Linked DNA regions of Homo sapiens: region 1 is linked to region 2. A link is an interaction called in ENCODE POLR2A ChIA-PET data of the cell type or tissue named here. Cell type or tissue: OCI-LY7. All regions are shown on one strand. Links, peaks and the distances in the headings refer to the core of each region. The heading gives the core; the rest is flanking DNA.

Evidence for each region. ChIA-PET counts read pairs that join two places held together with the same protein. Peaks named below come from ENCODE experiments on the same cell type or tissue, not always from the same donor. Only the 100,000 strongest peaks of a DNase experiment are listed, where the experiment ranks them.
Region 1: POLR2A ChIA-PET joins it to region 2 with 5 read pairs; 30 of 35 experiments call an interaction of 5 or more read pairs at or near these places.

Annotation. Positions count from the first base shown.
Region 1 is chrX:107,655,746-107,670,893 of GRCh38, reverse strand. No RefSeq gene overlaps it. Among named protein-coding and RNA genes, the nearest start is that of PRPS1, 35 kb to the right of the region's middle. In OCI-LY7, for the core only: no CTCF peak of the experiment used is centred there; no DNase peak of the experiment used is centred there.
Region 2 is chrX:107,715,824-107,730,971 of GRCh38, reverse strand. TSC22D3 (TSC22 domain family member 3) reads left to right here. Exons shown (of 3, transcript NM_198057.3): 2 at 15,022-15,073. Among named protein-coding and RNA genes, the nearest start is that of TSC22D3, 52 kb to the left of the region's middle. RefSeq lists enhancers at 5,090-5,591, 9,233-9,392, 14,211-14,290. In OCI-LY7, for the core only: no CTCF peak of the experiment used is centred there; a DNase peak (open chromatin) is centred at 9,501; H3K4me3 peaks cover 1,142 bases; H3K27ac peaks cover 999 bases.

The sequences.
Region 1 (15,148 bases), core at 3,709-7,708, 56 kb after region 2:
AGGCCGAGGCAGGTGGATCACTTGAGGTCAGGAGTTCAAGACCAGCCTGGCCAACATGGTGAAACCCTGTCTCTACTAAAAATACAAAAATTAGCCGGGCGTGGTGCTGCGCACCTGTAATCCCAGCTACTCGGGTGGCTGAGGCAGGAGAATCACTTGAACCCAGGAGGCGGAGGCTGCAGTGAGCCCAGATCGCGCCACTGCACTCTAGCCTGGGTGACAGAGCAAGACCTTGTCTCAAAAAATTAATAGCCTAAATAAATGGCAGCTGTTATTTGTTAAGTCCTCTTTCCCTTGCTGCTTCTTTGACAAAAAACATGAGGTAGATAGTGGGAGCCACCTCAGCATGTTTTTCAGGGAGGATTGCTGATGAATTTGCAGACTTCCCTCCCCACTACCCCCCTTCTCCCTGTTGATAGTCTTCTTGGGTCATTGCCCCTCCACCTGTGTGAAATGCTTTTATGAAGTTAGTGTAAACAATATAAAGAATACAATGTTTGTTTTCTTCACTCTGCAGCTCCACACATTGTAGTGATCGTGTGCTCATTACCTGGAGGTCCTGTTGTGCTCCCACTCAGGCCAAATATGGTTCAAGAAGGCTGCCAACACCAGCTGGCTTTGAGAAGCCTGTCTTTCCCTTCAGGAACTTGCTAAGTTCAGAAGGGATACATTGTTTATATCTTTCAGGGTGGGAAAGAAGAAGCCAGGCTCAGTGTATTTCTTTCTTATCAGTAAAGATAGCCATATCTAGTTTGTCCTGTTGGTTAAAGTACCATATTAATAGGGTCTATTAATAGGGTCAAGTTCATCACTTCAGTCTACTGGGCCATTCTCCAAACGTTGATTGGGCACCTGTTACAAACCAAGCACTGTGGCATACAGAGATAAACAAAATAAGATAGCTGTCCTCGAGGCACCCAGGCCAAAATAATGCAATTCTCTGAGCACTCTGAGTTTGAAAAAGCCTCCCACTGGCCAGGCGCAGTGGCTCACGCCTGTAATCCCAGCACTTTAGGAGGCCAAGGTGGGTGGATCACCTGAGGTCAGGAGTTCATGACCAGCCTGGGCAACATGGTGAAATCCCATCTGTACTAAAATACAAAAATTAGCTGGGTGTGGTGGCTGGCACCTTTAATCCCAGCTACTCAGGAGGCTGAGGCAGGAGAATCACTTGAACCCGGGAGGTGGAGGTTGCAGTGAGCAGAGATCGCGCCATTGCACTCCAGCCTGGGTGACAAGAGCGAAACGCCATCTCAAAAAAAAAGGAGGAGGAGGAGGGGGAAGGGGGATGGGGGAGGAGGAAGGAGGAAGGAGGAGGAGCAGCCACCTCCCACCACCACGCCACCAATTCTTCCAAGAGGAGTCAGGGAATACTACTTCCCAGAGACAGTTCTGAGCTGACTTTTGTCTTGACTCTTGAAAGAGTAGTTTGTCAGACCAACACCTGGCAGAGAGGATAGGGCACGCCCCCAGGGAACAGGAAGCTTGTGTGCTGAGGGTCAAAACTTCTAGGGTGCTGAGGGAGATGCCAAGGATTGGCTGTAGCTAAAGCATAAGGAGCAAGGCAGGGGTAACATGATGCAAGAAGGCCAGGGAGGCAGGACCCAGAGCATGGGGAAGTCTTTTTCTTTTTATTTCTTTTTTCTTTTTTCTTTTTCTTTCTTTCTTTCTTTCTTTCTTTTTTTTTTTTTTTTTGGAGGCAGAGTCTCTGTAGCCCAGGCTGGAGTGCAGTGGCGCAATCTCAGTTCACTGCAACCTCCACTTCCCAGGTTCAAGCAAGTCTCCTGCTTCAGCCTCCTGAGTAGCTGGGATTACAGGCACGTGCCACCACGCCCGTCTAATTTTTGTATTTTTAGTAGAGATGGGGTTTCGCCATGTTGGCCAGGCTTGTCTCGAACTCCTGACCTGAAGTGATCTGCCTGCTTTGGCCTCCCTAAGTGCTGGGGTTACAGGCATGAGCCACCATGCCTGGCTGGGGAAGTCTTTTTCTATTGTTCTTATTGTTTTCTTTGTTGTGTGACAGTTTGGACTTTATCCTGCAGATTTTCCAGCTGAGCTTCCCAGAGCACTAAAGTTCCACAGAGCTGCCTCTGTGGAACTACCCCAGTAGCTGCTGGTGGTGAGAGTGGAGGCAGGAGGGAGGAGGACAGTGGGCAGATGGGGCTGTAGGATCAACACTCCACTCCAAAAAAACCACAATTACTTTTGCACCAGCCTAATAGAATAGCTCCACTTTTACCTATGTCAAAAGGGTTTTTTTTTAAAAAAAAAACAAAAACAAAAACTTTTTTTGAGACAAGATCTCGCTCTGTCACCCAAGCTGGAGTGCAGTGGCACCATCACGGCTCACTGCAGCCTTGACCTCCTGAACCCAAGCAATCCTCCCACCTCAGCCTCATGAGTAGCTGGGACTATAGGCATGTACCACCATGCCCGGCTACTTTTTAAAAAAAATTTTTTACAGGTGGAATCTCCCTATGTTTCCCACGCTGCTCTCAAAGCAACCCTCCTGCCTCAGCCTCCAAAAGTGCTGGGATTACAGGCATGAGCCACTGAACCCATCCTTTTTATTTATTTATTTATTTATTTATTTATTTATTTATTTTTATTTTTTTTCAAGACGGAGTCTCGCTCTGTCGCCCAGGCTGGAGTGCAGTGGCGCGATCTCTGCTTACTGCAAACACCACCTCCTGGGTTCACGCCATTCTCTTGCCTCAGCCTCCCAAGTAGCTGGGAACACAGGTGCCTGCCACGACGCCCGGCCAATTTTTTTGTGTTTTTAGTAGAGACGGGGTTTCACTGTGTTAGCCAGGATGGTCTTGATCTCCTGACCTCGTGATCTGCCCGCCTCAGCCTCCCAAAGTGCTGGGATTACAGGCATGAGCCACCATGCCTGGCCTGAACCCAGCCTTTTTAAACTTTTTAAAACGTCCTATTGTTTCAAAAAATCACCACCCACACACGTTTTAAAAATTTATATTGTGGACAATGGGCATATGTTAAAGAATTTGGAGTAGGGGAGTTGATATATTTGACTTAAATATGTATCTGACTGTTATATGGAGAATGAATTATAAGAGGGCATGATTGAAGGCAGAAACCAATGAGAAGTCCAGGAAAGAAAATGAGGTGGCTTAGACTGGGGTGAAAGCTATGGAAGTGGTGAGAAGTGATGGGAATAAGCCTATGTTGAAGTAGAATTGGCAGGATGCAGTGATGGATTGGGGTGCAGGAGGTAAGGAGAAGATGTCAAGGATGACTTCTAGGTTTACTGCTTAAGGCCACTTGTTGAGTGTCATTTCCTAAGGTGGGGAAGTCTGATTTGGGCAAAACTTGAGTTCAGTTTTGGCTAGATTTTTTTGGGATATCAGTGAGACATCCAAGTGGAAATGTCATGTAAGTGGTTGGCTGTATGAGTCTGGAGTTGAGAGAAGAGGTGTGGAGTGGTGCTGGGAATCGGGATTCATCATCAATGAAACTGAATGAGGTTGCCTGAGGACTGAGTGCAGGTAGAGAAGAAGAGGGAATCTGGGGACTAAGTCCTGGGACATTGCAATGTTTAGAGAGCTGAATGATTAGAAGGGCTTGGCAAAGGAGAGTGAGGAACAGCAGCCAGTGAGGTAGGAAATCCAGGAAAGTGTGAAGGAGTTCCAAAAGCCCAGTGAGAAAAGAGTTTCAAGAAGGACTGAGTGATCAGTGGAACAAATGGTGCTAAGAAGCATAGTGATAGACAATTGACCATTGGGATTGGTAAACTGGAGGAAATCAGGGACCTTGACAAGAACAGCTTTTGTGAAGTGATAGGGATGGAAGCTAGATTGGAATGGGTTGAAAATGAACAGATTAAAAAAGAAGAGTGGCCAGGTGTGGTGGCTCATGTCTATAATCCTGGTGCTTTGGGAGGCCAAGGTGAGAGGATCACTTGAGGCCAGGAGTTCAAAACCAACCTGGGCAATATAGCGAGACCCCTAGTCTCTACAAAAAAAAATAAAATAAAAATTAGCCAGGTGTGGTGGCTCATGCCTGGGTCCAGCTACACAAGAGGCGGAGGCAAAAAAAAAAAAAAAAGTAAATGGGAAGTAAAACATTGAAGCCATGCGTGTAGACAATTATTTTAAGAGTTGTGTCTTGTTTTAGGAGGGTGGAAATAAGTTCAGTTTGAGGCAGGTTGAATCTGAGATACCTATAAGACGTCCAGACAGAGTGTCCAGTTAGGCAGATAGATATACAGCCCTGAAGCACAGGAGAAAAATAGGGCCTTTGTAGATACAGATTGGCAAGTCAGTCATTCAATAGGTAATCACTGAAGCTCTGGGATCTGATGAGTTGGAAGGAAGACAGTTATGGTGGTGAATAAAGATACACAGCCAAGTGCAGTGGCTCATTCCTGTAATCCCAGCACTTTTGAGGCCAAGGCTGGAGGACTGCTTGAGGCAAAGACTTCCAGACCAGCCTGGGAAACATAGGGAAACTCCACCTCTATAAAAAATAAAAAATCTAGCCTGGTGTGGTGGTGCATGCCTGTAGTCCCAGCTACTTGGGAGGCTGAGGTGAGAGGATTGCTTGGGCCTGGGAGGTCAATGAACAGTGAGCCGTGATCATACTACTGCACTTCAGCTTGGGTGACAGAGCGAGACCTCATCTCAAAAAAAAAAAAAAAAAATACAGAGAATTGGGTGGAGCAAGTTAAAAGTTGAGGAAATTCCTGGCTGATGACCTGATAGGAGCTAGTTAGATTTATTCTATCCTAAAGACTTAAAGCCGGTCCATGAAAGGCAGGTGGGAAGACTTTTTGAGACCCAAGGCTGTGAGGGAATTAAGAGCTTTATGGTGAAGATGAGTCTGAATGTGGCCTAATTATTGACACTTTATGATCTGGAATCCAATTGTGTGAATGAGGTCATCACTGTATCAAGATACAAAATTAATCACTCAAGTTTTAAAAGAAAATGTAGGGCCAGGTGTAGTGGTTGCACACCTGTAATCCCAGCACTTTGGGAGGCCAAGGTGGGCAGATTGCTTGAGCTCAGGAGCTGGACACCAGCTTAGGCAACATGGCAAAACCCTGTCTCTACAAAAAATACAAAAATTAGCTGGGCATGGTGGCATGCACCTGTAGTCTCAGCTACTTGGGAGGCTGAGGGGGGCGGATCACTTGGGCCCAGGAGATCGAAGCTGCCAACATCACCATTGTACTCCAGCTTGGGTGACAGACCCTGTATTTAAAAAAAAATGTGCATTATAACACCATTTGTATAAAATTTTTAAAACCTCAGAAATTGGGCCAGGAGTGGTGGCTCACGCCTGTAACCCCAGCACTTTGGGAGGCCAAAGCGGGTGGATCATTTGAAGCCAGGGGTTTGAGACTAGCCTGGTCAACATAGCCAAACTATCTTTAGTAAAAATACAACAATTAGCTGGGTGTGGTGGTGCACTCCTGTAGTCCCAGCTACCCTGGAGGCTGAGGCACAAGAATCGCTTGAACCCAGGAGGTGGAGGTTGCAGTGAGCTGAGATCACATCACTGCACTCCAGCCTGAGTGACAGAGTGAGACCTTGTCTCAAAAAACAAAAACAAAACAGAAATAATGGATGCCAAAAAAATCTCAGAAATCAATATTATATTTATGGATATATACTATGTAGTAAAGGTATGAAACCATACCATAGGAAGGACCCTCACCAACTACCAACTTGAGGATAATGGTTGCCAATGGGGAGGGTAAAAGGGGAATGGATGGGGAGAATGCTAATCGTGTTTGCAATGTTTTCTTTCTTCTTTTTTTAAAAAAGGATCTAGGTCAAGACCAGCCTGGCCAACATGATGAAAGCTCGTCTCTACTAAAAATACACACACACACAAAAAACAAAAACAAAAAACTAGCCACGCGTGGTGGTGGGCGCCTGTAATCCCAGCTACCCGGGAGGCTGAGGCAGAGAATTGCTTGAACCTGGGAGGCGGAGATTGCAGTGAGCTGAGATCGCGCCATTGCACTCCAGCCTGGGCGACACAGCGAGACTCTGTCTCCAAAAAAAAAAAAAAAAAAAAAAGATCTAGGGTAAATATGACAAAAAGTGAACATCTGTTAAATCTGGGTTGTGACTTCATAAAGTGCTTATTATGATGGTGCCAACCTCACTGGGATGTTGTGAAGAATGAGATAATCAATCTAAAGTGCTTTGAACAGGCCGGGCATGGTGGCTCACGCCTGTAATCCCAGCACTGTAATGGTCTCAAAATAAGTAAATAAGTGCTTTGAACAGGACTGGTACATATAGACCCAGTAAGTATGAATCATTAGAATCAGCTGTTATTGTTTCTATACTTTGTTTCAAGGGTTTCTGAATCAAACATATTTAAAACCAAAAATAGCAACTCCATGTAAAAAGGCCACTATTAACTGCTGAGCACGTTCAGCTCAGATAGGACTATCAGGAAAACAGTAAAATGACATTTATTACGAGTCACTTGATCTAACTGCAGTGAGAAATGGACAATGCTGCAGAGGCATCAAAAGGAAATGCAGGCGGGGCACCATGGCTCACACCTGTAGTCCCAGATATTCTGGAGGCTGAGGTGGGAGAATTGCTAGAGCCCAGGAGGTTAAGGCTATAGTGTGCTATGACCACAACTGTGAACAGCCACTGCACTGCAGCTTGGACAACATAGAGACAACCCTCTTAGTTTTAGTTTTTTTTGTTTTGTTTTGTTTTGTTTTTTAAAAAAAAAGGCCAGGCATGATGGGTCACGCCTGTAATTTCAGCACTTTGGGAGGCCGGGGCCAGTGGATCACTTGAGGCCAGGAGTACGAGACCAGCCTGGGCAACATGGTGAAACCCGGTCTCTACTAAAAATACAAAAATTAGCCCGGCATGGTGGCGCATGCCTGTAATCCCAGCTACTTGGGAGACTGAGGGAGGAGAACTGGTTGAATCTGGGAGGTGGAGGTTGCAATGAGCTGAGATTGTGCCATCGCACTCCAGCCTGGGCGACAGAGCTATACTCCATCTCAAAAAAGAAAAAAAAAGCATGGTCCAGGGAACAGACAGGACTTGCTTGATGTTGCCTAGCCACTCAGTGGCAGGTGGGGGAACAGACAGAACTTGCGTGCCCTAATTTTTCTGTAGGGCCTTCATGCTTTTTTCACGACCACTCTGCCTTCCTGGCCCTTCAGACTCTAAGCTCTTCACCTTGGAAACAAGGTTAGCTGCCCTGGGATGCTGCTCCCTTCAAAAGAATTCATCTCCTCTATGCAATACATCATCTCATCAGCCTCCACAGGAGTTTTTTTTTTTTGAGACGGAGTCTCACTCTCACCCAGGCTGGAGTGCAGTGGCGTGATCTCAGCTCACTGCAAACTCTGCCTCCCAGGTTCAAGCAATTCTCCTGCCTCAGCCTCCTGAGTAGTTGGGATTACAGGTGTGCACCACCATGCCTGGCTAATTTTTGTATTTTCAGTAGAGATGGGGTTTCACCATGTTGGCCAGGCTGGTCTCCAACTCTTGGCCTCAAGTTGATCCACCCGCCTTGGCCTCCCAAAGTGTAGGGATTACAGGCGTGAGCCATCACGCCTGGCCCCTGGAGTTTTGCCCAGGTTGGTCCAGAGAGGTAGCCTTCTTTTATGATGGCTCTGCTCTAGCAGCATGCATTACTGAACCTTGGAAAGACAGAGAACAGTCCTAATATGTAGCCAAGGGCCTGAGTTTTCAGTCCTAGAATGATCAAAGCAAGCATCTGATGGCTACACATGATGCATATGGAGGTGAGGATGTGGGCCGGGGGGTGGGGGGTGGGGGCATTGCAAGCAGTAGCGGACCTGCAAGGCCCAAGAGCAATGAGGGGCCAGATAGGACAAAAGGTTGAAGGGGAGAGTAGTTGCCAGACAGGCCAGCGGGGAGCACCAGGAAGCCGCTGAGAGGATACGATGGGGGTTAAGAGAGGGTGGGTGGAGACTGAAGGTAGTGAGCTGCTGAGCCAGGCAGTTATTTAATTACTCCAACTTTGCCTTTTTTCAGAAGTGATTTCAGGTAGCTTGCCAGGGCACACAAGGTATGTCAAGGCAGCATAAATTAAAGATAGAAAAGCAGGGGAGGGTGGACACAAAATACGGCCAAGCATCAGGCTACAGATACATACCATAAAAACCTCTGCTCCCACAAAGGGTGGGCCAAAAAGTTGGCTCTAACTAAAGCTTTCTAGCAGCCAACAGGGAAGGGGAAACCTTGTTGTTATACAATTCACAATGTCCAGGAGATAAAAACAAACGAATCGCTCAGAAGGGCAAGTGTTTTCAGTACTAAGATCAGACAGGAATTCCTCCCGGGGGTCCTCAGAGACGATACTGTGGGATACAATGAACAACATCCTTGACAACATCCTTTCAATAGCGGTAGCAACAAGTTTCAAAGGGCTGTTTTTCATAAGGACCCTCAGGATCAACTGCCTGTATCCCACCGCAGCCAGGCAATTAGGAGCTAAAAATAGCATGTGAAGATACAGAGCAGTGTGTCTAGTATGTTCACATTGGAGGGAAATGAGAGGGTTATATATAGGTATGCATATGCATGGAACTCCTCTGGAAGAATACATTGGTAACAGTGGTTGCCTCTAGGGAGAGGAAGTGGAGGACTGTGCCCTGGGATAGGAGAGAGACTTCCTTTTCATCGTATACAATTTTATACTGCCTGGATTTTTGTTAACCATGGCTTATTTTTTCAATAAAAGCATTGGTTACTAAAATAATAATGGCATTCAGGGATCAGAAGGTCAGCTGGATTTTCTCTCTGAGCCACAGCCAGGCTGAGGATGTCTAAAGTTATCCTTGATGTTTCAGGAAAGAAGGAAAGTAACATTTATTGAGCAACTCCTGGATGCTAAGGGGCTTTCATTGACATGATCTTATTTAATCCACACAATAAGGTGCCTCGTAGACAATCAGCTCAGTTTGCCTGGAGCACACACATGAATTACACTGTTTAGTTTTCTTCCTGCAATTGGCATTTAAAAGAAATGAGCAATTAGGAAGAAAACAAGCAGCTATGGGGAATTAAAGAAAGCAGTTGTCAATGGGAGGGACTACCCATGAACTACCCACTCAGCTCAGCCTCTTCAACTTACTTTTCCCCCATCTCCTTGTCTGGGCTAATGGTGTTCAGACTGACAATCTTATGGTGGCCAGACCTCAGTCAGAAAATCAAGATTCACCCACAGTCAGGGCAGCCCGATCAAAACCAGGATGCACAGGTGAATTTGAATCTCAGAAAAAGAACGTTTTGGTATATGTCCCCAGTGTTGCATAGCTTTGTGACCATCTGGTGGCAGTGAAAATCCCAGCTCTGTACTGGCCTTTTCTGAAACCTGGTGGGAGATTGGAAATACCTTCTTGTAACCTGGCTTCCCACTTGGCCCTTGCTGACATGGGTGGGGTGGGGCCAGTTGGCTTTGTGGTGTTTGGTTATTGTCTAAAGGTTTTATGTCTTGATAGGCTGCCTCTTGCCTGGTCCTTTCCCTAGAGAGAGCCAGATTTTGTTAGGGCTTTTTTTGTGTGTACCCACTGGAGTTTCTGGGTAGCCAGTCTCTCTAGAACCCAGTCTGGGATATGTGAGGCAAAAAGAAAACCCGGGGAACTCACTGCCTCAGGTCCTGAGGTCTCTACTGGATCTGCCTTCTCTCCATCTTTCGGAGTCTTATGGTTCAATATATAATGTCCAGACCTGTTATCTGACATCCTATATTTTTATTTTCTTTAAAAAAAAAATTTTTTTTTGAGACTGAGTCTCACTCTGTTGCCCAGGCTGGTGTGCAGTGGCGTGATCTCAGCTCACTGCAACCTCTGCCTCCCAGGTTCAAGTGATTCTCCTGCCTCAGCCTCCTGAGTAGCTGGGATTATAGGTGTCTGCCACTATGCCCAGCTAATTTTTTTTTTTTGAGACAGAGTTTCGCTCGTTGCCCAGGCTGGAGTGCAATGGCGTGATCTCGGCTCACTGCAACCTCTGCCTCCCAGGTTCAAGCGATTCTCCTGCCTCAGCCTCCCAAGTAGCTGGGATTACAGGGATGCACCACCATGCCCGGCTAATTTCTTTTTTGTATTTTTAGTAGAGACAGGGTTTCTCCACGTTGGTCAGGCTGGTCTCAAACTCCCGATGTTAGGTGATCTGCCCGCCTTGGCCTCCCAAAGTGCTGGGATTACAGGCGTGAGCCACCGCGCCAGGCCCATGCCCAGCTAATTTTTGTATTCTTAGTAGAGACGGGGCTTCACTATGTTGGTTGGCCAGGCTGGTCTCGAACTCCTGACCTCAAGTGATCTGCCTGCCTCAGCCTCCCAAAGTGCTGGGATTACAGGCGTCAGCCACTGCACTCGGCCTTTTTTTTAATTTTTGTTTTTTTGAGATGGAGTCATGCTCTGTCACCCAGGCTGGAGTGCAGTCGTGCGATCTCAGCTCACTGCAACTTCTGCTGCCCAAGTTCAAGTGATTCTCCCGGCTCAGCCTCCTGAGTAGCTGGGATTACAGGCATGTGCCACCATGCCTGGCTAATTTTTGTATTTTTAATAGAGATGGGGTTTCGTCATGTTGGCCAGGCTGGTCTCAAACTCCTGACCTCAATTGATCCGCCCACCTCAGCCTCCCAAAGTGTTGGGATTACAGGCGTGAGCCACCGCGTCTGGCCTGTATTTTTATTTTCTAAATCTGGCAACTCTATCCAGGATCCCTATTACCAGCTGAGGGAGCAAAGAGGATTTGGGAATTTTGGATGAATTTTCGACCACAAAGGGTGGAACAGCAAGAAGCTTCTGCTCAACCCCTATTAACTCAGGAAATCCAGGGTTTTTTTTAGGGAATTAAGCTGACTGGCCAATTTTCTTGCCTATTTATGTTAATCAAAGTTTTGCTGTGCTTCTAGAACCTTGGCAAACTTTCCTTCCCATATATTTGCCAGTGACATTGAGTTTGTGCTAATGAGGCCCTCTGCTGTCTGCAGAGAGAAGGGCAATTTCATAAATCTAGAGGCTGTAGCAAATTTCTCTGCAGAGGAACAAGGTGGATCAGGAGTTCATAAATTACATTCAATTATGAGAGTAGCTGATCCCAAAACTTTGTGGAACTGTAATGCCCTAGATCTGTTTAATTTCAAGATACTGTATCCTCACAGAAATGTGACATAGTTTGAAAATGAAGGTTATGTCAAACTGTATTTGGACATTTGGTGACAAGCTCTCCCAGGAACCCCCAAATTGGGGTACTGGGAGCCATCTCGGGACTTCACTGAGGCAGCCTGGGCATAGCAGTCAGTGGCATTTGCCAAAGGGAAGAAAGGGCTCACAGAGGCCGAGCTAGGATGTGCACCTGTGCTAGCCCAGAGCCCTCCAGGGCCCTTACTCCACCATACTGAGAGGGAAGTAGAATAGTGTTCAAACTATGGGGCCAAGTGAACCTCAACCCGTAGAGAGGGGCTGGCTTTCCCATCATCATTGCTTTCTGCTCCATCCAGGCCTTTGCTGATGGAGTCCTGAGTAGGGGCACAAAGGGAGGCAGAGAGAGGTGGTGGGAGCTGTCACACCGCATACTCCCAGGAAGTACTGAGAAGGACACCACCCACAGTACAGCCACTCTCCTCCTTGGAGCTTTTCCTTCCCTCCCTTCAACCCAGGAGAACAAACTTACAAAAAGTACTTACTCCCTAGTCCTCCCCTGAAGGGAGGAAGGAAGGGAACTAACACTTACTGAGTGCCAGGAACCTTATCAGGTAATTTACATAATTTATATCATTTAGTGTTCACAGTAGCCTTAATAATAATAATAAGGATAGTAACACTTACCCTTGTTTGAGGGCTGGCTTATATGCCAAGCACCGCTGTTCACTTCATCCTTCACCACGTAATTCCTCCCTCTCTTCATCTCTCTCTCTCTGCTTTTCTTTGTTCCTACTTCCTTCTTTTCTTTCTCCTTCCTTCCTTTCTCCTTTTTTCCCTCCCTCCCTCCTTCCTTTCTCCTTCCTTCCTTCCGTTCTTTCCTTCTTTCCTTCTCTCCTTCCTTCTTTCCTTCCTTCTCTCCTTTCTCTTTCCTTCTCTCTTTCCTTTCTCTTCCTTCTCTTTCCTTCTTTCTCTTTCCTTTCCCTCCCTCCCTCTCTCCCTTCCTTCCTTCCCTTCCTTCCTTCCTTCCTTCCTTCCTCAGGGTCTCACTCCGTTGCCCAGGCTGAAGTGCAGTGGCATGATCATGGCTCACTGCGGCCTTGAGCTCCTAGGCTCAAGCAATCCTCCCACCTTAGCCTCCTGAGTAGCTGGGACTAACTAACATGTGCACCACCTTGCCTGGATAATTAAAAATATATATTTTGTAGAGACAGGCTCTTACTATGTTGCCCAAGCTGGTCTCAAACTCCTGGCCTCAAGCAATTCTCCTGCCTCGGTCTCCCAAAGAGCTAGGATTACAAGCCTGAGCCACCATGCCCAGCCTGAGTTGTTTCTCCTAAACCTCACAACATCATGCCGAGGTCAGTGCTGTTATTACCTTGTTATAGATCATACAGCCAAGAAGTTATAGAGCTGGGATTTGAAATCAGGTTCAACTCCAAATCCCATACTCTTAACCACTACATTGCACTTCTGGGAATTAATGTAATTCAAATTTGAATCAAGGTCTGTGAAGAACTTTCTAACCTAAGGTGCCTAGGTGAGGAAGTCAGACAGATGTGCAAGAACCCATATGCACACACACAGTCTGGAAAGAACTTTGAGCCAGAGTGGGTCTCAAGCTGTCAGTGCCCACTGCTAAGCAGGCCAGGTAAACGCCTCCAGGCAATGATTACTCTTGTGTGTAGTAAAGTAGTGGCTGGAAGAGGACAAGAGGGGACTTCTGGTTTTTTATCTGGATGACAGGTATGTTCAGTGTCTGAAAATTCATTGAGCTATAATTTTTTTTTCTTTTGAGATAGGGTCTTGCTCTGTCACCAAGGCTGTAGTGCAGTATCATGATCTCAGCTCACTGCAGCCTCAACCTCCTGGGCTCAAGCAATCCTCCCAGCTCAGCCTCCTAAGTAGCTGGGACCATAGGCACATGTCACCACACCTGGCTAATTTTTTAAGATTTTTTGTAGAGATGGGGTTTCACTATGTTGTCCAAGCTGGTCTTGAACTCCTGGGCTCAAGCGATCCTCCCGCCTCAGCCTCCCAAAATGCTGGGATTATAGGCATGAGCCACCGCACCCAGCTTAGCTATAAATGTAAGCATTGTGCACTTTCTGCTTTTTTAAAGGCATGTAACATTCTAGGAAGATAAAGTAGTTCCTTGTGGTGAGTTCCTTGGGTTTTCACTTTTTTTTCTTTTTTGGGTGTGCTTTTTGCCTCCTATATCCCTGACTTGGAGCTGAAGAAGCTGACAACATGGAAATGCCAATGGGTTTAGACCAAAACAAAGTCTTCTCTCTCAGCAAAGGACCAGAAAAAGGGCAGCCTAGAAAGAACGTTTTAAATGCTGATCACTCCATTGTAGCTACACGCCACAAGGAAAATTGTGTCCCGCCCCGCACCAGCAAAGCCTGAGTGGAGAGCAGGGACTTCATGTAACGAGACACCCACCTGCAGCCCCTGCTGGGGTAGGTGTCAGAGAAGTCCAAGTAGGAAGCTGGGACTTTCTTCCCCGCTGAATGGTAACAATATCCTGCCTCCAGTGGTGTCTGTGGAGACCACGTGGAGAGGCTGGACTTCCACCCCTACTAGGCTGTAATAAGGCAAGCCTCCCCTTCCTTGCTGGGGTGGTGTCAGAAGATATAGAGGAATGTTGATTTGACCACCACCTAGCAGTAAGAAGATCACCAGATTATGGGTGAGGCTTCTTACACATATCTCCCAAATTTTCTGTGATGCTGTTGTAAAATATCTATAATTGTTAAAAGACCCATTTTTTTTTCCTTTAGACTCTAAAGTTTAGAGTCTTTTTTTAAAGAAGGAGACATGGTCTCATTGTGTTGCCCAGGCTAGATTTGAACTCCTGGGCTCAAGCAATCCTTCCATCTTAGCCTCCCAAGTAGCTGGGATTACAGGCACTAGAGCCTTCTTTGTTGGCTTCTATTTTTCTCCTTTAGATATCTCATAACCCAAATTTATATCTTCTGCATTTAATACACTTAATTTCTTCACTGTTCCCTAGCTTTCCTTCCATTCCATAACCTCTCCCACTGTGTCCTTGTCCTCTTAAGACAAACACCCAGGATATTTAAGGCTGGCCTAGTTTACAGCCCCGTTGCTTCAGCTTCTTGACTATCTGAAGATGGCATTTGGGCAAAAATGTATTGATGATCAAAACCTCTACTAGCTACAATGGCTGCCTGTTCAGTCCTCCTGGTGAGGTCCCTCAGGCACCTTAAACTTAGCAGTTCCTAAACTTCAGCCTCATCTCCTGTGCTGCTCAGTACCAGCATCCATCAGTCACTCAGGCCAGAAAAATGTAAGTTGTCCTTGACTCCTCCCTCTCTTCCAATCCCTACATTGAAATATCACCAACTTCTGTTGAATTTTCCTCCAAAATATATTGTAAATTGTTCTTCTGTCCCACCAGCACTTTTCTCACCTCAGCCACCTTCCTCTCCCACTTGGGCAACGCACAGCTTCCTAACCAAACTCCTTCCTCTACATTTGCCCCTTCCCAACCCATTCTTCACATTACTGCCAGTCTATTTTAAAATCAAAATCTCATCCTGTTGATGCCCTGTTTAAAATGCTCAATGGCTCCTCTTCACTCCTAGGATAAAATTCAAACTCCCTAGTGTGTCTTACAATTAGGGTTCCTGTATAATTTACTACCAAAATCAGGACCCTTTTGAGAGTGAAGGGGGTTGCTGGTAATAAGTATGCAGGGACAATAGACATATGTACACTCTCCTTATACAGTCCCTTATGATCTAGTCTCACCAGCCCACCCCTCATCACAGCTCTTCATCCTACCCGAAAATACACACACACACACCCCCCCCCCACACACACACACACCCACACACACACACACGCCACTTCCTTTGGGGTGTCCAGGTAAACGTGCTATTCTGCCTGCCTGAAACACCCTTCTCTTCACTCGCTCTTTGGCCAACTTCCAGTCAACTACTTCAAAAGTCAAAGTATTTTTCTCCAGGAAGTCTTTCCTGACTCCCAAGG
Region 2 (15,148 bases), core at 7,411-11,410:
TTTGTGAAGGAGACTGGGAGTCTCTCTTAAAGCGGGCATTGCTAAGGAAGGCAGGTCCCCTACTGCACCCCTGAAGCTATGGGCCCCATGAAACTCCAGGCAGCAGGAGGGCACAGGTGGCATAAAGGAACAGGCAGGAGGAAGGTACCCGAAAAGGAAGCAGGAAGGTTCTGAAGACAGACTCCTACTTCACAGTTTACCCTGGGGGCCAGCCCTGCACAGACCGTGATTGGTGACATTTTGTTTCAAAATATGTGTTTACATTTGGTTTTTGCTTATACTGGATTATACTGGTCTTTTGTCCCCTCCCCAGCCTGGTGTCTGGTAGTTTGTACTTATTTGCAGTTACTGAGTGGCCTGTCCTGAGAATGGTCAAGCAGCTGCCCATAAACAATCTGCTAGTCCCTGAATTGAAATGGAGATGACCCATCCCATCCTGGCATTCCGGGGGGGCTTACTCTTCCAGGGAATTAATTGCCTTGGGAATCCTTTAGTCAATTGAAAGAAACAGGCCCCACCAAAGGCCTTCCCCACCATGACCCTGATAAGGACCCTTTTCAAATTCCTCTGCAGCTGTATGAAGGGAGTTCAGTGGGAAGGAACACTAGTGCAGGTTCCAGTTGCTGCCTGGAGTGCAGCTGGGCCTGGAGCCCTCCTCAAAACAAAGCACAACTCCAGCTAGAGGCAGCCCAGTGCTTTAAAATCACACACCAGGGAGTTTCATCTGATCTCTGCCATTTGCTTGCTGTGTAATCCCAGGCAAGTTATTTAACCTCTCTGAGCCTCAGTTTCCTCATCCACAAAATGGGTCTAATGATAAGGTAATACCCAACTCCTAACAGCGTTGACAAGATTCAAAAAATTAACGTTATCTAATGTCTTTAGCGCAGTGCCCACTAAGCAATCAGTACATGGGAGCTGCTGATATTATTTGGACCCAATGAGGCTTTGAGATCTCCCAGAGGTAGGTCAAGTCCTAACAGCTGTCCATCCCTGCCCTCTTGTTAAGTTAAAATTTTCATAATGTCAGGTTTGCTTAAAGCAAGGCCCACCTGCGGGGCATTCCCTGCACTGGTGATTCATGAGTGGGAGGCATTCCGCCCACTTATTTTAAGCTGTTCTACATTTTCTTCCCCCTGACATGGATGTGTTTACACAGGGGAGGACGGTCCCAGTCAAAACAAGATGAAAATACACTGCTGGCTGGGAGCCCCAGGCTAACTGGTTTCAGGTCCTCTCCCAGCTGTCAACACCTCACAACAGGGCCCCGGGGGTGGAGAGGGGGATGCCCAGCCCCACTCCCCTGCCTCCCTCTGTCGGCCCAGCTCTGCCTGGTGTCAGGGAGTTGGCTATCACCTGGTCAAACTAGAGGGAGCTCCAGGGCTGAGGTTTTTCCAGAATTTTACAAGGGCAAAAAGGAGTGGTGATGAGGGGCAAGGGCTTCCCTCGCCAGCTCTAGTGTCAGTATTGTTTCTGCTGCCAGGGCTGCCTAGTTCACAGGCAGAGAAGGCCACTGCCAGCAGAAAGTAGCAGAAAATGGTCAAAGAAAGCTCCTCCAGCGTCCTGCCCTTCTGCCTGGAATTTCTCCCACTAGACTCATTCCTTTGGGTTCGCAGCAGGCTCTTGGTAAAAAGAAATTACCCCAGGGAAGGAGAATCCATCAACCCCAGCAGCCACAGACTCTTCTGGGGGTTAATTTCTCAGCTATGCCACCGTATAAATGAGGCAGTAGAGCTGGGGGAGGATGCACCCAGGGAGGATGTTTTGATGAGCAAGCAAACGGGGTCTCCCAGGCAGGGAGCACTGAAGATTAACATCCCCAATATGCCCAAGGCAGCCTTGCTGCTCCTCACGACATCTTCATAACAGCTTGCTTTCATTTACCAAGAACAGAAGGAGAAAACAATCTCCTTTGCCCTAAACTCTACTCCTCTTAAAGCTGCCCACTCAGAGGCAGTTTGGTTTCTTGCCAGCGAGTCTTCAATATTTGGCCACATTTGCCTGTCCCCTGAAATCCCAAGGCCACCAGATAACCAGGACCCATTGTGAGGCCCCACCCTAGGCAGCACCCCACCAGTCTATACTTAGCCAGCCTGGGTTGCTTCTCCCAGAAGCCCCTCCCACTATTCTGACCAAGCTGAGGCAGGTCATCACATCCCTTCCCTGAGAAAAACTAAACAATTCCCCTTCTGAGAAAGATTTTCCATTTTAACAGGGCACCTCAAGACTTCAAACCCAAGGGTGACATTAATGGTGAGAATTTCCTTTATCTTAGTGAGTATTTTTAGTCCAGATGGTTTTTGTCCTCCCCCCACTCCCATCATTCCAGCTGTATGGCTGCCACTCACTCAGAGCGTCAGGCCTGCTAGCCCTAAATCCCTCTTTGATATTGGTGCCAGCTGAGACTTGGCCACCCTGCTCCTGGGCTTTATCACCCTCTACTGCTCACTGTGGGTGACCTATTCCCAACTGACCCAGCGCCTTTAGCTAAAGATGGAAACTGACCAAAGTCCTAGCATTAGTGGAGAACCAGGAGCACACACATGGGTGAATTATCCCTTTTGTTTAAGTGGTTGAGCCTTGCTTCCAGGTCATTAGCGGCCACTTACTCAATTAAACTATGTTTGGGTTTCCCAAGTATGTTTGATTTTCACAGGTCTTTTGTGTTTGTAACTGCACAGTTTCTCTCAGACAATGATTGTCCCCAAATTAAAGTGTTAACTAACAGAAGACTAATTCATGAATGTGCCTATAGTTCTCCACGAGGCCATTAGCAAAGTCCTAACACATACATAACCTTTTTTTTTTTTCTTACTAAGCATGTATTTACTGCATTTGTACTGTGTGCCAGGCACCGGTCCAAGCCTTAGGTGTACAGTAGTAAATAAGATAAGCCCCTGCCCTCACAAGGTTTATATTCTAGTCTAGAAAGCCAATCAGTGCTCACTTGAGACCTTGCACGGCCCATTTTCAGTCGTGGTCCTGTCTGACTGTGCCTTCAGTCGTGCTAGAAAGAATAGAGGTCTTACTGATTACTGATTGTTTGTACTATCAAAGTGGTTCTTCGGGTCAAAACGTTGTGCAAATTAGAAGTTCTACATACAGGGAAACATTGCTAGGACCTTCAGGAGAATAATTTAAATATAGACTCCATTTTAACAACAACTTCTCAAACTACCCCCTCCCCATAGCAGTATATGTGAAACCATGAGAACAAACATTGAAACTGGACAGAAGGTTAGAAAGACGAATTTGAAACAGTGTGAAAAGGGCTGTTCACTTGGGGAGCCATTTTGCCAGCGGTGTTTGGGAACCAGAATTTCTATTTATCATAGAGTTTATCACATTCACGTAGCCCTTTTTTTCGCTCTCCAAAGAGCTCAGCTATGCTACCTACAGGGTGTCCATAAAGTCCATAGGTAAATATTTATAAAGTCATCAAAGACATCTTTAATCTGTAAAAAAAAAAAATAAATAAAATGATTTGTTTATGTTTCCAGACATTAGGGTATCCATAAAACATACATACCTTGTGTGGCATTACTCCCATTTCAGGGATGCGGATCTAGCAGCATAGAGAGTTTAGAGGTCTTCCATGAAGTCGCCAGCTGGCTAGTGGCCAAGGTGGAAAAGAACTCTGGCCTTCTGACATATTTTCTTCCCACTTGAACACGTTCGTTTAAAATGGGAACTAAAGTGATGTTTCTTGGGGCATAACTCCCTTCACAAATGCATCAAGGGAGTCCCTCTCAATTTTTCATATCATTGCTGTCTGTCTGAGAGCTCAGTATCAGCTCTGTAGGCCAAACCCATCATTGCAGCAGCCTATTGTTGGAGATAAATCACCCTGTGACATGACAAATGCCTTCTGGGTTATCTCCCAATCGTGCTGAGTCCCCGGTGCCCCAAGATGTCCAAGGAGTATCTGTGAAACTCTCGTCCCCTCAACTGCTGAGCTAGTAACTGTCTATACTTGGCTGTTCCTCGGTTTCCATATTTACTTTAGCTCTTCTGCAACTCTGTCAACAAACTCCATGGTATTATTAGTTTTAGCAAATAACAGGATGTCAGAACTGTTGACCAGGATTCGTTAGTTTGCTGTTAGAGCTCTATCCCTAGGACATAGGGGCTAGTGTTCCTTTTATTTTTTAAGGTGTATGAGCTTTGGCAGGAAGCCTTCTTGGTCAGGCCCACCATGCTCTGGTGTCTATAGGTCTTTAAGGTTGCTCGTGCCACAGAGGCCCCACCCACAGAGACCTGGGCACTTCTGTCTTTGCTTGGTGGTACGAAGACATCTGTAGAGTAGATTAAAAAAAAGAAGATGAAAGAAAGAAAAGAAATCAATGCCAATACTTAGAATTTTCCATTTATGTGCTTTATTTTTGCAATCTTGCTGTGGGCTTTAAAAGAACCCTGTCCTTGGTAAGGTGGCTTCAGTGCTTAACATTCATAATGCCGGCAAGGGCCGGGGATGTTATTTTAGGCTGGCACTAAGAATTTCCAGGTTTTTGACCCTAAATATCTTTTTATTTCAACCCCACCCCCAACACTGAATGTCTCAAGGAGCAAGAGAAGAGGTTAAAAGGGTCACTCTGTTGCTGGCAGGCAACCAGGAAGTCTAGGCCTTGGGGAGAAGCATAGCTTTTGTTTATTTAAGCCCAAACCTAGCAAACAATGTAAATTAAACATAAAAATAAAATAAAATAAAATAAGGCCAAAAGACAGTCTGGATGCATACCACAGACAACAGTAAATTCCCCTCCTACTCCCCCTTGGAGAGGGGAGTCAGCGAGCAGGGGAGATGGCCTTGTTGCCAGGGAGGGGCTCACAAGCAATGGAATGGGGTGAGGATGGTAGGCAGGGGTGAGTTCCAGGCTTGGATCAGGGTGGGGACAGGCATGTTTGCAGAGATCCTGGCAAGTCTTTATAGTCAGCCCCAGCAGGTTTTTGAGGGGGGAATGAGTCACACCCCTTCAGCTCACCTGGGAATTGACCCAGGTTTGACCGGGCAGTGACAGCCACAAGGCTGGAGAAGAGCTGGTTCCTGTAGAAGGGAGGTTGGGCCGGTTCATTGACCAAACTGTGCTGTTAGAGAAAAACCAGTCCCTTCCCCTTCTCTATGCTGGGTTCTCTCTTTCCCACAACGATGCCCACCCCTCCCCCGCCGCATGTCCCTGACCTGCCAGGCTGAGAGTTTCCACTGACCGCTGTGAAGTATCTTAAAAGGCATCCGTTCCTCTTAACAGAGAGGCAAAAATTGCCAAAGATTTGAATATAAATCACAGCATGTTCAGGATCATCTCTCTCATAGTAGATCTCACTCACATTCTGGTCAAACCTTCAGGAGTGAGAGGGAAAGAAAGGGCAGAACAGACAGCAGGCCTAGAATATGCCAAGCCTCGTCCGAATGTGTCACACGAAATGGGTCTCAGTGCCCCTGGCACCATAGGGGCTCTTCAGATAGACCCTTTCTTGGCTCTTACCTTTAGGCCAGCAGTTCCTAAAAGCAATTCCATGGACTGGTGTCAAAAGAGCTGCGTCCAAAACACCTGAGAAATACCCTTCTCCCGCCCCACGCCTATTCCACTAGACATGCTAGGGCTGCAGCCCAGGACGCCTGCATTTTCCACAATCTCCCTTAGGCCCACTGCAGCCCACCATCAAGGTTTACCTGCTGTGTGTCCAATTGTCTGCTGACACTGATTGGCCACTGACTACTCTGTTGAAAGTAATACTATAATTTAGTTCATACTGAAGTATTTGAACTGATAGTGTTGAATATGGCACCTTCCCAGGGCTTTTTGCATTGGAAAAGAAGGCGTTCTCATTCCTCAAAGTATAAATGAAGAACTCCAGGAGAGATCATTGGAATCCAAAGGCATGATTCTCATGGTGGCATTTGTAAGGACCACAGTAGTGGTCTGGAAAACAGCTCTGACTGAGAGGGATTTTTTTTTTCTCACCACCCTTCAGATCACACTTCTCAAGTCACAGAGGGCCTCTATGCCAGGACTGGCTCTAGTTAGAACTGTCCTCAAGAGGAGCCTGTGGGAATCATTTCTTAGGCGTCCATATGATTGATTGTGCACAAATGGTACTTGTTTTTATTTCTCCTTCATTTAAAAGAGCCCATTATAATGCATGATTGATATCTTTGAAAACTGTGCTTCTGGCAGTGCCAGGACTTCCCGTTCCCAGTATGCAGTATGAGGCTTCAAATTGGTTCCCCCGTGTCCATCTGAATACCACCTCAAGCTTCCCCTAAGACCCTGTCACCTGTCACCCTTGCACAGCACACAGCTAGCTCTGGATGTCAGAGAGCGCAGAGGCCATGACTTTTGACATTCTGGCATGGGCTAGAGTGTCCTGCATTGCTATCTTGCTATGTCTTGTGGCCTTACTGTCCCTTTGGGGTCATGGGGAAGGTGACAACATAGGGGAAGGGGGGCGGATGCCCCACTCTGCCTGGCTATCTGTGAATTATTAGACTGTGTGAAAGGCTGGAGAGGGTGTTTGCACAAATGCACGTGCTTCCATGCTACTCTTTCTTCCGAGAAGTTGTGTGTATTCCTTGTCAGTGATTCTCAAACCAGGCCAGGAGACCTTCCTTAAGCCCTTCCAACACTCCTTTGAGATCCCTGGTGCTGTTCCCATGGTTGGGGGGCCCTCCCCAGGGAGAAGCTGGCCCTGTTTCTCCTTTTCTTTCTGTTCTGGCAATAGTGTGCCCCCTGCCTCCTCCTGCCACTGCCCCCACCCCAGCTAGGCTGCCTTCTATCCATCCTGGAAGGTGGGAGGCAGCGGTTGGTGATGACTGGAGAGCCAGAGGCCCTTTGCAATCTGCAGAGCCCCTCTTCACATGTGATAGAGTCCCACAACTGAGAATCAAGGAGCTACCTCAAATGAGCTCATGGTGAATAGCTCTGCTGTGAGGTAAGCGAGGGCCCTAGGAGGCTCACAGTGCTTACCCATCACAGCCAAGGAACTAAAGAGCCCAGCATTATTAACCATCCTTTTGTTCCCTAGAGAACCTCTGCCACTTCAAAGATCACCCATTCTATAGCGAGGCCCACAATGGAGGCAGGTGCTCCTGCCCTCTTCACAAGCCCCTCGTCTGCTGCACCCCCATCCCCAACAAGATCCTCCTGGTTGCTGTCTTCCAAGCATTGCCAATAGCCCCCAAGTCCTTCACATGCTACTCAAAGTAACCCTGGCAACTGCCAGAGAAAATGGCTTGGAATTTCGGCTCTTGGAACTGTTCCACAGAGCAGAGTGGATGGAGAGAGGCCTTGCCAGTGTCCCGCTGGCCTGGATAGACTGGTGGAGGGCTGGTGCAGACACATAAATGTGGAGAGTGGCATAGTCTTGCTGCTTTCTTTCTCAGCCCCTGGGAAGGCTGCAGGACACTGGGATTGCCAAAGGGTGGGCTGTGACGAGGGAGCCTGTTTGCCTACCTGAAGATGCTTGTTGGTCTGTAGGAGAGGGCAAGGAACCTTAGCACCTGCCTCTGAAAGAGGTGGGATAAGTATAAGGCTGAGAGGAGCTGGCTAAAGGACAAAGATCGAGAAGTTGGCACGGAGAGGTGAGCCCATGCTAAACAAAGACCACCTTCTTGGAAGAAAGGGACTAGCAACTCAGAAAGCAAATACCTGTGCCTTGTTCCCTTGCTTTACAAAGCCCTGCAGTTAAGGAAGGGAATCAGGGTGAGAGACCTTTCCTGGCACTATCAGCCACAATGTTAAAGGAGTGGTAGATCCCACAGAAACCCTAAGTTTCGTGCTGCTGCATTATCCTATCTAGGTGGGCACCAGTTGAGGGGCAGGGTGGGGAGAAGAAAAGCATGCCTCATTCTGCCCCATGAAATGATGCCCCAGATGGTAGTGGCATGGTCCTTCCCAACCCCAGGCCACCCCCCAACCCAAGCACCCCCAAGCCCGAGGCTTTTTCCTGAAGCAAACATTTCACTAAGGTCTAACCAGTAGGGAGACTTCTGAATTGGCCACAGACCTAGAATATTCTGGAAGGAAGCACAATTTTGGATTTGTACTGCCAATTTACTTTTTTTAATTTCCTTGAAATGTGCCTTGTGCTTTGAATAAGCATACAACTTTGAATTGAACTGATTTGAATTGAATTAAATGATAATGGCAACTAGCATGGGCAGGGGAAAGGAGGACAGTGACTCCATTTACCAAGGTTAGTTTTACCAACCGCCTTTTTCAGGTATATCTATTTCCTGCTTGTAGATGGACAATAGGGAGGGTGGAAAATAAGAGGAGGGCTTGGAAAAATTATGGAGGTAAATTTTCCCAGCTGGAAGGCATAAGGGGAAGGGAGACAAGCATAAATATTGACACAAGGTTCATGAAATTTAAGATCCACTGAGCTAAACTGCATTCCTGGATAAGTCGCCAATAAATACTTCCAGTCCTGCTGACATGGCAGAACAAACCACCCCCCAGCATGGTGAGCCACCAAAGTTAGGGTGATGAAGGTGATTTGACAAGAGCAGTTTTTTACTTCTCTGAGTGAGGGCAGGAGGGGTAGAATGCCTTGTTAAAACAAGGTTTGGTTGCGCCCGTCATCCCTTGTGTCACTCAGAGATTGTTTGTGATGCTCACATGGGACCTTGGACAGGAGGAAGCTGAAAGGCACAATTCATTGCTCCTGCCATCATTCTGTGCCAGAGTTTGCCCCAAATCAATTGCTAGAGCTGCTTTTCCAAGACAGTGTCCATCTCTCCACCAAGATTCTCCTTGGGCTCCCTCCCACTCATCATCGCCTTCTGCATCTGCATCTGCATTCTCCTCCCCATTTTCCTGCCCCTGAAATTCGGAGCTCTGGGCCCTGGCCATGCAGGGCAGTTCACATGATCCACAGAGAACAAGGCACTTTCTCTTTCTCTGTCTTTCCTTCTTGCTTCCCTCCTTCTGGACTTTGGGGATTTTCCATGAAACCAAAGTAACTATGTAAGTGGCAGTGGCCTTCCTGTCTATAGTCTCCCACACTGGAGTGGAACCAGAAGGGAAGAGAGAAGATAAGCGAGAAGCAAGGACAAATTAAACCATGGCATTTCAGCCTCCTTATTCCTCCAGCCTCTTCAGAAAAAGGGACAAGTAAGTAATTAGAACTAGACAGTGCTTCAGATGGAGGGGGCCCGTAGTGGAGGAGTAAGTGGGGAGGGATGTTTTTCAACCATCCCATTAACACTGTGTTAACGCTCTAGTGCTCAATATCCTTTTTGTATTTCCTTTTCCAGCTCCTAACCCAGTGTTTGCTTTGTGGCTTCTCCCGCACCTCTCGCATCATGTCTTTTTCCGCTTCTCCTGACACAGGACCCTGTGTTTTGCTGGCAACATTGCCGAACCTTTGGGTGGAACATTCCCTGTAGAAAATAAGGAAGACTTACCTATAAATAGTTTCCTTCTGGCTGTGTGGTACACAGTGCTTCAAGTGTAACAAAAAGGGAAGTGAGATGTTCCCCCTCATCACCACCCCCAACCTACCGCACCCGCCCTGAATCTGCTGTCCAACGCCATCAGGGCTCTGAGATCCTGCCCGGGGTTATGCTGCCCAGACTTTGCCCAGTCTCTGTTCTACTGTCCCATGGGAACCTGACGTAGGAAGGGCTCTTGTCCTAGAGAGTCCAGTCTGGCTTTTGAAGGGGAAAAGATGAATGGGAAATGCTGAGGCACTTCTTTCAGCTCAAAGGGAATATGCTGGTTTCCAAAGCCTCCTGAAATGAAGGGAATTGGCCCTGTCCTCATTACGCCACCCTCCATCTAGAAGGTCGCCCCTGAGAAAGGTAGGGTCAGCCATGTCTGTTTTGTTACTATGTCCCTTTAAGACTACAGCTGAGAGCCAGCAAAGGGCCTGGCTCCTCAGTGAGGTGCTGTTGCCGTGTTGGCTCTGGGTCCAGCCTACATTGTGAGTTGTGGGATGTCAGAAAGAGAATTTGGCAACATTTATGAATGTTGGGGTAGCTGGGCCATTGAATGCCTAGGCCACTGTTTCCTGTTTGGGGCCCACTTCCACGGGACACAAGGACCCTGAGAGTCTCAATATTGGATCAGATCATGGATAGGTACAGCACAAACTTCCACTCACTGCAAGGTTTGGCATAGCTATTCTGGGTGGAGAAATTTTCTGGTGTGCTGAGGGTTAAGCAGAAAACTCTTTGGGTTCCTCCTCCTTCCCCCACCCCCACCCTTCCTACCCACCCTTATCTCCCCTGCCCTTGTTGTTGGAAAATCTTTTTTCTTTTCTTTTCTTTTTTTTCTTTAGACAGAGTTTCGCTCTTGTTGCCCAAGCTGGAGTGCAATGCCACGATCTCGGCTCACTGCAACCTCCGCCTCGCGGGTTCAAGTGATTCTTCTGCCTCAGCCTCCCGAGTAGCTGGGATTACAGGCATGCGCCACCATGCCCGGCTAATTTTTTGTATTTTTAATAGAAACTGGGTTTCACCATGTTGGCCAGGCTGGTCTCGAACTCCTGACCTCAGGTGATCTGCCCACCGCAGCCTCCTGAAGTGCTGAGATTACAGGCGTGAGCCGCTGCGCCTGGCCAGAAAATCTTTCTACAGAGACATTTAAGTCCATATTCTTCCCTTAGGGAGCCAGTGGACCCTGGGATCCATTCATTCTTTCCTAATGGAGGATCATAAGGTCTCAGGGTGATCACATCTCACTCAGCAGAACCAGAGATGTAGAGAGGATGAGAGCTTGTCTGAGTCTGGGCTGAACCTGGGACCTCCTTTCCAAGTCTTTTTTTTTTTTTTTAACTAAATCTTTGATACGAACTTGTTTTCTTATTGACCTCATTTTCCTAAAAGCTGGAATAGGGGGAAAAAGGAGTTAATTAAGAGTTGCCGGTGAGTGGGGCTCCAGGAACTCAAAGTTTGACTGCATTGTGATTGTGCTGCCAAGACTCCATACTTGATTTGGAATATTGTACACTCTCCTACACGTTCCATTCTGGAAGCCACCCTGTTAGATTAATGTCTCCTATTTCCCAAACAGATAGCTTTCTTTGAGGATTGCTTGGCTGCCTTTTGGAATGATGTGGTTGAGCATGGCCGTCTCATAAAGCTCATTTGGACAGTTGGATATTGTTCCAGTCACCCATTGCAGCTCTCCTCTGCCTCACGTGTCAGAAAAGCCAAGGCTCGCAGAACTCAAAGGCAGTCTCTGGACCTCTCTAATAGTAGGGCTGCTGCTTCTCACCCTTTCTTCTTCCTTACCACTCTCTGGCACCTCCAAACCCCCTACCAACTTCCTCAACTCACTCATTCAAGCCTCTAACCATTCAACAAACCTATTCCCTGCCCCACTGATCAGTGCAGTAGGAACAGATTTGATCTCTGGGTCAGGAAGACCCTGGGCTGCAGTTCTAGCTCTGTAATTTATTACCTTTGCCGCCTTGGGCAAGGTAGCCTCTCAGACCCTTGGTTTCTTCATCTGTAAAATGATAGTGACAGTGCCTAAACCTTGGGGTTGGTGGTGCAGCCAGCACAGTGTCTGCCCATAGCTGATGCTCTATTAATAGTAACTATTATTGTCAGTGAGTCTCAGACTCAATTTGCTTTTATAATTGAAGTATAACTAATGAACAACTCAGACGAGATCAGGTGTGTTCAGGGTGGTATGGCCGTAGACAAATTAATGATCAATTCAAATGCAGCTTTGCTGGGAACCTTAACCCTTTTGCCTTCCCTTCCCATACCACCTGGATTTCTCTGCCTCTGTCTCCACATAAGGGAGTCCCTCTTGAAGGAGCTGTTTTTACTTCTGTCCTGTGCCCTGTTTTCCTGGTGGTGTTTTTCCCCTGCCAGCCCAGCTTATTTCTCTGTCCCCTTTTCTTCTCATCATCTTCCTTGGAATCTTCGGGGGAGGGGAAAGCAATAGTTGAGGAAAAATTAACAAGCCAATGAAAGGTCAGCTCGGAGACTTTCTGAACCAAGAAAACTCTATGTGGTGCAGAGGGCAAATTAATATTAATATATCAGGGAATTCTGATACCAGTTAAGCTCCTGATTTAAGAGGTTTTTTTTTTTAGTGAATGTTCTTGATGACCCATAAGTATAGCCTGCACTTTGTTCTGTCTACTACACATGTCTTAGTGCAAACACCGTGTTCAGAGAGGTTGTGTCTTAAAGTTAACAGAATGTCCTGAGATCATTATTGTCTCCCACCTAAAGTGAGATGAAGAAAAACACCATCCCGGGCTAGTGCAGCAGGTTTACTTAGTTCTATTGGTCAGTACTTTGCAATATAATGGCTCTTGTACACATATTATCACCACTGGAATCCACCAATAGAGCACCACACCATAGCCAAAAATGTTGGCTGTTCAGTGGCATAACTGCCCTGGAAGCCGGGAGGAAATCAAGGCCTTCAGACTGCATTTGGCTGGGGCCTTGGCCAGGGTGTTAGTGCCAGGCACCTGGTTAAGATAAATGTCCTGAAGCAAACAATAATTACCTTCTTTGCTGATAAGAGGCCCCAGTACTTTTCCAATAGCATGATTGCGTTAGGATCTTTCTTTGGACCACAGCCTGTGGAGCACTGATTCATGGGTACTGGCCTTAACTTCATCCAAACTGTTGTATATGTGGTGGAACCCAATGTTCTCCTTTGGTCCTGAGTTGGTGTAAATAATATTCCCGGTTGCATCACCTGTCCCTGCCCCTCTTGCTCCTTCTGGTGGAAATTCTGCTTTTGTCCACCAGGTGGCCTCACTTAGGAAGGAGCAGAAGAAAAGGACCTCAAGTCTCTGGTGCCTTTATTTTTTTTCCCTCAGCTTGAGGCTGAATATAAATAAGATATATTTTAATGGAAACGTGTAACTTTTATTATGGAACAATCACCTCATCTTGTTTATGGTTTGGAGTCTGTTTTTCCTGAAGTACCTCTAATGCTGTGCATGGCTGGGCCCATCACAGGGCAGGTGTTTTCCTGGGATCGTTTATATAAATGTATACCTTTGGTTTGGAGTGTTATTGTCATTCGCTGTTTTAAAGAAAAGTAACAAAGTTGTGTTTTTAAAAAATAGAGACACGGGATCCTGGATAATGTTGAATGTATTTTCTTCAAAGAGTAGAATGTGGAGACTAAAGAGAAAAGGGCTGGCATCTTGTGGTCACTCCAGTGCTCACTCCAATACCCTGTCTCCTCCTCACCTCCTCTGTCACCCACCTAGCTGCTCTCCCATACATGTTCACCCACTCACCTCAGCTCCCGGACACCCTCTCCTCCATACATATGCATCTGTAGATTAGCATGGACCTGTGCATGCATTACATGCATGTCACAGATCTGTACATGTGCCGGTCCACAGACAAGTACTCCCACACCTGAACATTCAGAGGAAGGGGCAAGTGGATGAGTGCTGGGGTTCAGGGCAGGTCGGCAGGCCAGCTGGCTGGTGAGGGGAAAGCTGAGTTGATTAGAGAGTGAATGTGCAGGTGACAAAGTATGTGTGCAGGGGAGAGACTGAGAGGGCAGTGACTGGGAAGAGGGTGAGGCCGTGATGGTGAGGGCGCGTGTCCAGGGAGTATGACATGGGAGAGCATGCAAAGCCATGGGGGCATGCTGGCTGCCACCTGAAGAAGAGCTTTTCAAACTAGCGCTGTTCTTTACTGAATGCCCTCTGCCTCTTGTTAGGGCATTTGTATTTCTTATTTCTCTAGAAATCAGCTCCAGTTTGGTTTTTATCGATCTCCAGAGCCTTCTTTGGAGATGCCAGTTGGTACAAGAAAGTGCTGAACTGTTTACAGTCCCAGCCTAAGGTTCAGGGAGGGGATGTGGTTTAACTGGGCCACAAAGCCCGGTACAGGACTCATTTGCATGGCCCCTGACGCCATGTGACGCAGCCGGCTCCTCCTATATAAAGAAGCAGGAGCCAAAATATCTCCGAGTCTGGGTTGGACTGGCGGCCGTGGAGTTTGTGACATACGAGGTGACACCCCTCGAGTCACTTCCCTTCAACTCCAGCTGGAGCGCCTGCTTGGCTTTGGGTTCGTTCTGCAGCCTTCGCCCCGCTCCTAGCCTCAGGGCCGGACTCCAGCGCAGAGCCCAGCCCAGCGCAGCCTGCCAGCAGCCACCCAGCCGCCCAGCCGCCCAGCCCCGCACGAAACCCGGCCAGAGCTTCCTAGCAGCCCGAGCCATGAACACCGAAATGTATCAGACCCCCATGGAGGTGGCGGTCTACCAGCTGCACAATTTCTCCATCTCCTTCTTCTCTTCTCTGCTTGGAGGGGATGTGGTTTCCGTTAAGCTGGACAACAGGTAACCGCTGGCCCCAGCTCCGGCGCCTCCCGAGCCGGGGCGCCGGCCGGAGCTGGGCTAGGAGCCCGGTCTCTGAGCGAGCTGTGTGCCGCCGGTCCCTGTTCCCCGCGGTGCAGCATCCTGGGAAGGGGCGGGGGGGAGGGGACGCAGGAAGGGGGGGGTCACCGCCGCTCTGGGATCCGTCATCGAAGCGTCCCTGCGGCCGCTGCGCCGTGAAAACCAGCTGCTGCAGCCGCAGAGGCAGCCGGAGGCAGAGGGGCGGCGGGCAGGACCAGACAGGGCTGGGCAGGGGGCTGGCCGAGCGCCGTGCGCCGCTTGGGAGAAGGCCGGAAGCTTACCAGCCGAGAAGGAATTCCTAGCTAGCTTCAGAGCCGGGTAGGTTTGCCTGGGACCTTGTAGGCCGGCTGTGGGGGACTCCCCGGGTCGCACAGCCCCATTGTTTGCATATTGCCCGAGCAGGCCACGGTGGCCTGCGCGCCCCAGGACTCGCAAGCAGCTCCGATCGGTTGGAACTCGGGGCGGCGGCAGCAGCGCTGAGCCGGCCTGGATGAGGAGATGCAGCTTCCTGCAGGGGCCAAGGAAGGATCTGGGGACAAACTGTCCGGAACTCTGGGCCAGGGAGGCGAGAAGGAGAGAGAGAGGAAGAGCCGAGGCAGATGGAGGACTTTGGCCACAACTGCCATGTACTCAAGAGTAGAACCGAGTGGGTAATGGGTCGCTTTGCTTTTTGTCTTGGCAGTGCCTCCGGAGCCAGCGTGGTGGCCATAGACAACAAGATCGAACAGGCCATGGTGAGTGGCATCACTGCGTCATTCTCATCCCCTGACTTAGCTGCTGCTTATGTAACTCTGGGCAGGATTGAGGGA